Regions from separate parts of the Mus musculus genome. Here region 1 is linked to region 2. Evidence: chromatin contacts called from ENCODE Hi-C or POLR2A ChIA-PET data. All regions are on one chromosome and are shown on one strand. The core of a region is the stretch at or near the end of the contact, and the rest is flanking DNA. Distances in the headings are between cores, read along the strand shown. Region 1 has its middle 20 kb from the start of Scd1. Region 2 holds the start of Scd2 (stearoyl-Coenzyme A desaturase 2).

Region 1 (4,164 bases), core at 35-2,534, 95 kb before region 2:
CTGCTACCAACTGTGGGAAATGTCACAGGGAGAGTTCTCTTCTGTGACCCAGAGTTAACTACGTTGATTCTTGAATGTTGACCTTAGGGCAAGTGCCACAATCCCTAATTACAGGCAGCAAGGACTCTATTCTGAGGTTGCCAGAGGCAGAACACTCCCCCTTTGATGACCCAACTCTGCCTTTCCCCACAGTGCAGCTAAGCCTGCCACACCCAAGCCACAGAGGTACAGTGGTTCAGTGATTTGTCCAATGGTCTCAGAGAGACCCTTTGTCTTGACTATGCCCCACCCAGGCTTTAGTGGAAAGGCCAGAGATGGCTCAAGCTTGCTTGTGGCTCTAGTCTTATTCCTTTATAAAGATTCCAGACCAATAGAAGGATTCTCTTTAATTCACATACATGTATACTTAAAAATAAACACACAGGCACACACACACACAATTTGAAGAGGAATCAACTTTAACACACACACACAGGCACACACACATACAATTTGAAGAGGAATCAACTTAAACACACACACACACACACACACACACACACAGAGTCACCATTCAGTTATAATGGGCTTTCTATGTCTAGCTCCAGAGCATTAGGCTGCTCCACAGATAACATCTGCTAACTGTTCAGTTGTTTCTGTGGATGGTCCTGTTGTAGACATTTGTGTAAAAATTCTTAAGAACATTGTGGATGTCTGCAGCTGATTTGGGCACACGAGTAGGAGTGGAGTGACTCACTCACTGACCTTTTCCACGGTGGAGCAACCTTTTTAAACTTTCACTACCAATGTTCGCGTGATAACCTTCATTCTTCACGCGAACTCACTGTCCCCCGTTCCTCCAGTCTTTCACAAAAGCCTGTTCCCATCAACCCAGCCCTTTGTCCCTAAAGTACGACGTGGCAAGAGAAGCTGCACCTTGAGTAACTTCAGTTTCTGCCAACTAAAGCTTCCTGCCATGTTTTTTTCCTGGATCAAGGACAGTGTGAGGAGGAGCCATTTCACTGGGGTCACTAGGGCATTTCTCAGTGACCCGCGACACCTCCGAAAGCACTGTGAGCCTCCACAAACTGAGCTGGGGGTGGAGAGGCCGTGCAGAAGCTCCGCCTGCTCTTCTGGGGTGGGCGTTGAACCCTCAGCCCCACACCTTGGCCCCTCGCGCTCGCCCGAGGCTGGTCCTGGGTGCGGACACCCAGAGAGGCACGCCCTCCCGGGGTTATTCTCGGTCAGCACCCGCCCTCGGGGTCACTCGCGTTCACTCGGCCCACAGCGCCTGACCCCGCGCAGCCAATCAGCAGCCGCGCTGCGGCTCTGCCGGTCTGGAGGTGCGTGCGCACTTTGCGGTCTGGAGCCGGAGGAGAGCTAACTTGTTAAGTCCTATGTAGACACTGGCATCCCTCCTGCAGGGGAGAAAGGCAGGGAACTCGCGTGTGGCCTCTGGTCCAGGGCTGCCTTTTAGGTAGCGATTCCTACACTGAACAGACAGTAGACAGGGTGCGTTGTACTTAATCTGCACAGCGCGGGACCAGAGCTCCACTAACTCAGAACAGATTAAAGACCGGGCGGTCAAGGAGAGACCGGACAGGAAAGCAGTCTTCAGGAACCTTCCAGGTTGATGTCTCCAGGGATGAAGGAGTAGGAAGAGGGTAGGAAGGGGAAAGTACAGAAAAAGGCTGTGAATACCCGCCTGAAGAACCCAGAGTTTCGCTGTTTCTTAGAAAAACAAAACCTTTTGAGACAAGGTCTCACTGTGTAATCCTGGCTGGCCTGGAACCCGCTATGTGTAGAAATTCGTAGAAATCCGTCTGACTCCTGAGTGCTGACATTAAAGGCGAATGGCCTGATTGTTTCTCGTGAAGAGTCTTGTGCATGTAGGACAGAAAACTATGTTTCAGAAAGTTACTGTGTTGGCCGCAGTAGAGCAGAGGGCAGCCGCCTAGGGCTGGAAGGTCAGATCCTAGTTTTGATACAACTCCTGGGACTGGCAGGGACCTATCTGACTGCACGTGAGAAGAGCAGCATGGACTTGGGAAAGGGGACCTCTGAGAGGTGTTTGGAGCAGAGCACTCTGGGAAGTAGAACACGATGGAATTTTATCTTTAGTGGCAGCAAAGCCAGTGTTCACCCCTGCCAGCGTCAGAAAAAAAAAGCACCTTTGGGAAGAGAAGAGAGTAGGAATTTAGTTTCTGACATGAGAGTTGGGGTTGTAAGAAACCTTACATGCTTGTGGAAATATTACCCTGGGAATCTAAAGGTTATCGAGAGAAACAGAATAAGACTTCTCAATGACAGTGCAGCATGGTAACAAAACAATGTACAGAGCAAAGAGGCAGAAAAACACCAAACTCCCCCAATCAAAACCAAGCAAGCAACTAGACAGTGGCCTAACCACACACACAAAACTACAGTGGTGTTGTGTAACTGAAAATTAATTCCAAGTGCCAGCAAGAAGAGCTCTGGTGAAATACCTTTGGATTTCTGCCTCGTACTTTTTTCTTTTTTAATAGGTCAGTTAACATTTGAGGAAATACTTCGCAGTCATTAAGACTTTTAAAATGGTGATTCATGGATTTAGCATATGCAGAGCCCTGGTTCAAGTCCTAACCACAACCATCTTCTTGCTGAGTTGTGAAACTATTAATTGTCATTAAAAAAAAATGCTTAGTGAGGAGCTGGAGAGATGGCTCAGTGGTTAAGAGCACTGACTGCTCTTCCAGAGGTCCTGAGTTCAATTCCCAGCAACCACAGAGTGGCTCACAACCATCTGTAACAGGATTCGCTGCCCTCTTCTGGTGTATCTGAAGACAGTGACAGTGTACTCACATATATAAAATAAATAATTCTTTAAAAATAAAGTGCTTATTGGTGGGCTGCGAGACGGCCTTGAGTTTGAATCCCCAGAGCAGGTGAAATCTGGATGCTGCAGGTTCGTTAATCCTAGTTCACCCCTAGTGGTAGATCGGAGGCAGAGACAAACATCTTCTGGGGTGTCTACTACTAGTTGGCAGTGGGGCCTGGGAAAATGGAGCTGATAGAAGACTCAGAATAAAGTCTCACACAATGGCCAACTTTATCCAGAGGTTCATACAACTTATACTCTGAGGGTTAAGAGGAGTCACATGAGGAAAGTTTCCAATCACAAGGACAAGTGACAAAAACATGTTTTTCCATAGAGGCATATAAACAGTCAGTTGTAATGTATAATATATAAAAAATTTTAAATTATCTAATATTTATACCAACAAGGACACAGGAGGCAGGAACTGGGGAGGCAACTTTATTTTCTTAACTATATAAAAAAAATATATTTATTTTCAAGTCTGATCCAACAACTAACCTGCCAGCTCTTTAGGAATCTCTGTGTCACTCTGCCTTTCTCTTGAGCTCTCCCAAACCCCAGAGGGCTGCTTAGCTCTCTTTTCCTAGAATCCTGTTCTACCTGTGTCCTGCCAGCCACTTCTCTCTGCTTCCTGCAAGCCCAGGAATAATCCTTCTCTCTTACCCAGAGCTTCTTGCATGAAGCTCTTCCAAGCCGAGAGAGAGAGAGAGAGAGAGAGAGAGAGAGAGAGAGAGAGAGAGAGCCCAAAGGTCCGATTGCTATCAAAGAAATCTTCAGCTCCTCCCCTACAGCCTTGGCAGGCTGACCATGCCCCAGTCAAAGTGAGGGGCTCCAAGCCAAGACAGTAGGTGCCAACCATTATGGTGGGGCAGCTCAAGGCCATCCAGCTGACACTCATAGAGCAAAGACCAGGAGACCTCTCCCCAGCAACAAGCCTTAAAACAGGGGACTACTTTGCATTCTTTAGCATCTTATCTATGGGGACTTTTAGAGGCACACCCAAACTGCATCTCTTCAAGACACACCTAACTGCGTCTGACAAATGCAGTATCTTTCTAACCTTGTATATTTCGCGCACCGAAGTGTCCCCAGGACTATACACAAACACCCACCCCACTCCCTCTCACCCCACACAGATCCTCCCACTCTCACATGCACCCACCCCCCACTCAAATGCAAAAAAACTCCAATTCCTACCCACACACACACACCCCAACCTACTATGTCCACACAGCACACTCTCCCACAAATAGACACGAATGCAAATCCCAGTGCATTGTAAGAAGGGCATTCAATCTAAAGAGTAGTATGGGATGCCGAGAGAGACA
Region 2 (3,876 bases), core at 157-2,656:
GCTTGGGCGGGGGCCCCTCATCATCCTGATAGGTGGGGTCATATAGATCATCTTTTAGTTCAGGGCGAACATCTGCTCCCCAGTGGTGAGAACTCTTTTCAAACTTCTCGCCTCCATTCTGCTGTCCCCCAGAAGGTGGCGCTGTGATTGTGGTGGTGGCTGAGTAAGCGCCAGAGATCTGCAATGAGAGGGGGTGGAGAATTAGGGACTGCAGACGCGTGGGGGCAGCAGGGGTTACTTTCCCTCTAATATAACTGCGGGAGAGATGCAATAACGGCCATACCCCAGTGCCAAGGTTGCATGACTGTAGAGCGCACCAATGGAACACGGAAATGTGCAGGCCATCGGGAATAAGCCTTATGATGAAGGGGCAGGAAAGGACGCTTTATTAGCAGCACCCTTAGCAACTCACAAAGGAAAATCTGCGCATATCGAAAAGAGGTCAGGTTTTACTTTAAGAAACACAAGTTGGGACAATCAACTGTACTGAGTAAAAATCCGGTTATCACCCGGTCCAGAAACAATCTATCAAGGTTGAGCAATTCGGAAATGATGGCTAAATGCTCCCAGCTGCTCTGAACTCTCTCCAACCCTCAACAGCCACCCACCTAGAAGTCCAATCTGCAACCGCCAACCTGAGGAGGGGGTGGGGGGTGGGGTGTAAGCTCACCTCTTGCAGTATGTGGGCCGGCATCTTGGCGTCGGATGCTGGGGTCACGTTCCCAGGGATGAGAACGTGCAGCGAGCTTCAGACCTCAGCGACAAAGGGTGCTATGACTAAGTTTCTGCAGCCCGCTGCGCGGTACAAGCTCTGGGCCAGAGCTGGCAGTGGGGTATTAATGTCCTGTATATCCTTAGGTTCGTTATATTGATCAATGACCAGATAAAAAATCAAAAACTGGCTGGCCAGGGCAGCCGCGGGCGGAGATAAGGATAGAAAATGAGAGGACGCCAAAATCGCAGCTTGCAGCCACCGGTGTCCAGGAGTCAGAATACTGCAGACACCAACACCGCATTGTCCCATCCCTAGCCAAGCGGAGGGGGGCGATGCTAATGAGGCCTTCGTAAACTCTGGCTAGTCATTGGCCGATGGGAATTTGGTACCACCTCGTCCTGCTGCTCTCATTGGCTCTGCACAATCTGCTGTTCCCTCTGCCTCCAGCTCCGCCCCCCCCTCCTCCCTTCTTTTTCTGCTCCTGGCTTCTCACCCATCCCCCGCTGGTCCTCCACCCAGCCCCCACCCTGCCACGGGGGCGCTTCAGCGCTTTCTCTGGAAGAGAAGACCCAATCTAGCAGTGGGGGTTGGCTACCGGGGCAGGAAGACGCGGAGAGGTACATAAAGTGGGAAAGCCACTAGAGCGCCGACCACTTGCAACTCCATCCGGTCTTTGCATTTCCAGAGGCGCGTGGGAGGGGAAATGGCTACCACCAACAGAGAGCAAAGCTGAGAGGGGCCTCCCTCCCCAACAGGCGCCTCTGTAGTCCCTTTTGGAACAATGGCTCAGCCTTGCCCACCAGCTCCAGGATGCTTACCAGATAATAACTCGGAGCTCTGGTACTGTAATCAAGTTTTCATAGATCTGTGGCTTGCCCATTCACACTGGTCTGGGTCACCATGGTCACTGTGCACACTCCGAGAGCACAGCCAAGGTCAGTCAGCAGTATCTCAATCCCACCCCTCACCCCCCACTTCCCACCTCACGCCTTGCGAATACATGTGGCACCTTTAGGAGACTCTTTTGTTGAAAGTTTGCAGTTTGCTATCTGAAAACCGCCGAAAAGCATCTAGCCGAGGGAGCCTTATGTATGTGGAGTAGGAACAGAGAGTGGGTATTAAATTATTACTGCAAGGTTCTCTGTGACCGCTCAGTGGGTAGCCCTGTTCTTCCACTCTAAGCAGGAAGAAGGGGACATAGGGACATACGGAGATGGGATAAACTGTTCAGCCGGCAAGGGGAGGAGCTAGCTGTGCTGAAACGCTTTCAAGCCACTCCTCAGAGGACCCTATGACCCTTGAACCTTGGGTGCTCTGACCTAACACACCTCCCTCGCTGCCCCATCTTCTCTGGGGCCTGTGTTAACTCTTTCAAGAGATAGAACTTGTAGCCTATGCAGGCGGTGCATTCACAGAGTACCTTCTGTATCCAGGTCACCCCATTACTGTATCTCCCACCTCTAGGAAAAGGGGTTGATAGACATCTTGTCTTCTCAAGAAGAGAGATGCCAGGCATTTCCTGAGACCAAACCAGACCTCTTGCCTTCTGGTCTCAGGGGCTTGCCAACTCTCTGGCTTGTGACCAGACACCTCCATTGCAGGCCTGGCTCACTGACCATAGCCAAGAATGCTGAACAAGACCAGGTGTCCTCAGCAAATGGCTGGCGGAGGCTCAGAGGTACTGTGTGAAGTTATCTGGAGATGTCACTTCCCCCTGGGTTGTCTGCGTGATGTCTGATCTTTTACTAGCTGTGGGTTTGTCCTTTGTCCTTGGCTGTTAAAAACAAACTCCCTTAGACTGTGAGGCCTTTACAACAGATACTGGCTCCTCACGGTTCTGGGGGCTGGGTATCTATAGCAAAGCCCCAGCAGTTTGATTCTGCCAAGAATGGGCCTTTGATTCTTAGGTGGCCATCTCTGTGTTCAATGGGGAAGGGGTGAGCTTTGTCTCTGGGGTTTCTCTTTAAAAACAAACAAAAAGATTTAGTATTACTTGTAATTATACGGACATGTGTGTGTGTGTGTGCATATGCACACATGTGTGAAGGTACTTGAGAATGCTAGAGGTGGCAGGTTCCCAGGAACTGGAGTTGAGCAGTCTGTGTGGGAACTGAGAATCCAACTCTGGTGCTCTGAAAGAACAGCAAATGCTCTTAATGGCTGAACCGCCTCTCCAAATCCTGGGGTCTCTTTTAAAAGGACCACTCCCATCATCCACAGGGTGTGTGTGTGTGTGTGTGTGTGTGTGTGTGTGTGTGGTGGAGCATCACCCTCCATGCTACTATTCCAGATACTGATGAAGGTCCACCAGATGAGTTGGGATTTCCAAGTATCTATTGCATGCTGCTTTGGGGAAGAAGACACAGTGTTTCCTTTGGAATGCCTTGATTGCTACTAAAGGCAGCTCTCCACTGGAGACAAACTGCCCTTACATTCCCTCAACCTGCAGCCTACAGTGCTGCCTGCATCAGAGCTGGTTGGTGATGTTTCTTAAGCCAGCTGCCATTGCATTCATTGTCTATCGGAGAAAGCAAGGGAGGCCTGCCAAGACAATGACGTAGAACAGGAGTCCTACATTTCTCTCCCTTGGGGAGAAAGTTCTGGAAACCTAGAAAAGGAATGAGTTAAGGGTTCCAGGAAGAAAAGGTGGGAGACCATGTTAACTGTTGATAATCAAGATAGGAAACTGCCTGTCTCATCCCGTGTGGGCCAGCTTCAATAAAGCTGTGTGATAGGGATGATACAGCACAGCATGAGGCCTGGCATCAAGAAGTACGAAGTGACCAGGTTGAAAGGTATAGGTAATATGTGATGAATGTTTGCCTATGCTTGCGTTTGCAGGGATGCAGGGATGCAGGGATGCGAGAAGTGCAGGCTTCTTTGGTACAGCAATGCACAGTGTGTGCGTGGAAGCTGGGGACGGGACTATAAAGTTTTCTGTATGAAAAAGGACACACAGTGTATGGCAGTTTTTAATTTTGACCCTTCAACTCAAGAGAGTAAGAATAAAACAACCCCCCACATTGGTATATTAAGTAAATAAGTTAATTGTAGGGTGTTCCTATTGGCCACAGCATGGAGCCTGTACTTCTTTTGGGGGCTTTGGAGGCCCTCTGGACCTTGGTCCTTCCCTGCTTATGTCTTTCCCTTAAATGTCTTCA

What was found. A loop is a pair of places that touch in the nucleus more often than their neighbours do. ChIA-PET counts read pairs that join two places held with the same protein, here RNA polymerase II (POLR2A).
Region 1: a loop to region 2 is called in a map of T-helper 17 cell, with 2.6 times the contacts of the local background. The contact joins the enhancer-like site here to the promoter of Scd2 in region 2. A Hi-C loop is called at or near these places in 1 of 37 maps with a recorded cell type or tissue (T-helper 17 cell). POLR2A ChIA-PET finds 5 or more read pairs at or near these places in 3 of 5 experiments (all embryonic stem cell).

Annotation. Positions count from the first base shown.
Region 1 is chr19:44,385,745-44,389,908 of GRCm38, reverse strand. No RefSeq gene overlaps it. Among named protein-coding and RNA genes, the nearest start is that of Scd1, 20 kb to the left of the region's middle. Within about 2 kb of position 1,284, at least 2 of the 3 ENCODE cell types and tissues checked have a DNase peak (open chromatin) inside an H3K27ac peak, as active enhancers do.
Region 2 is chr19:44,291,206-44,295,081 of GRCm38, reverse strand. It overlaps Scd2 (stearoyl-Coenzyme A desaturase 2), which reads right to left and starts at 1,406. Exons shown (of 6, transcript NM_009128.2): 1 at 671-1,406; 2 at 1-178. The coding sequence starts at 694.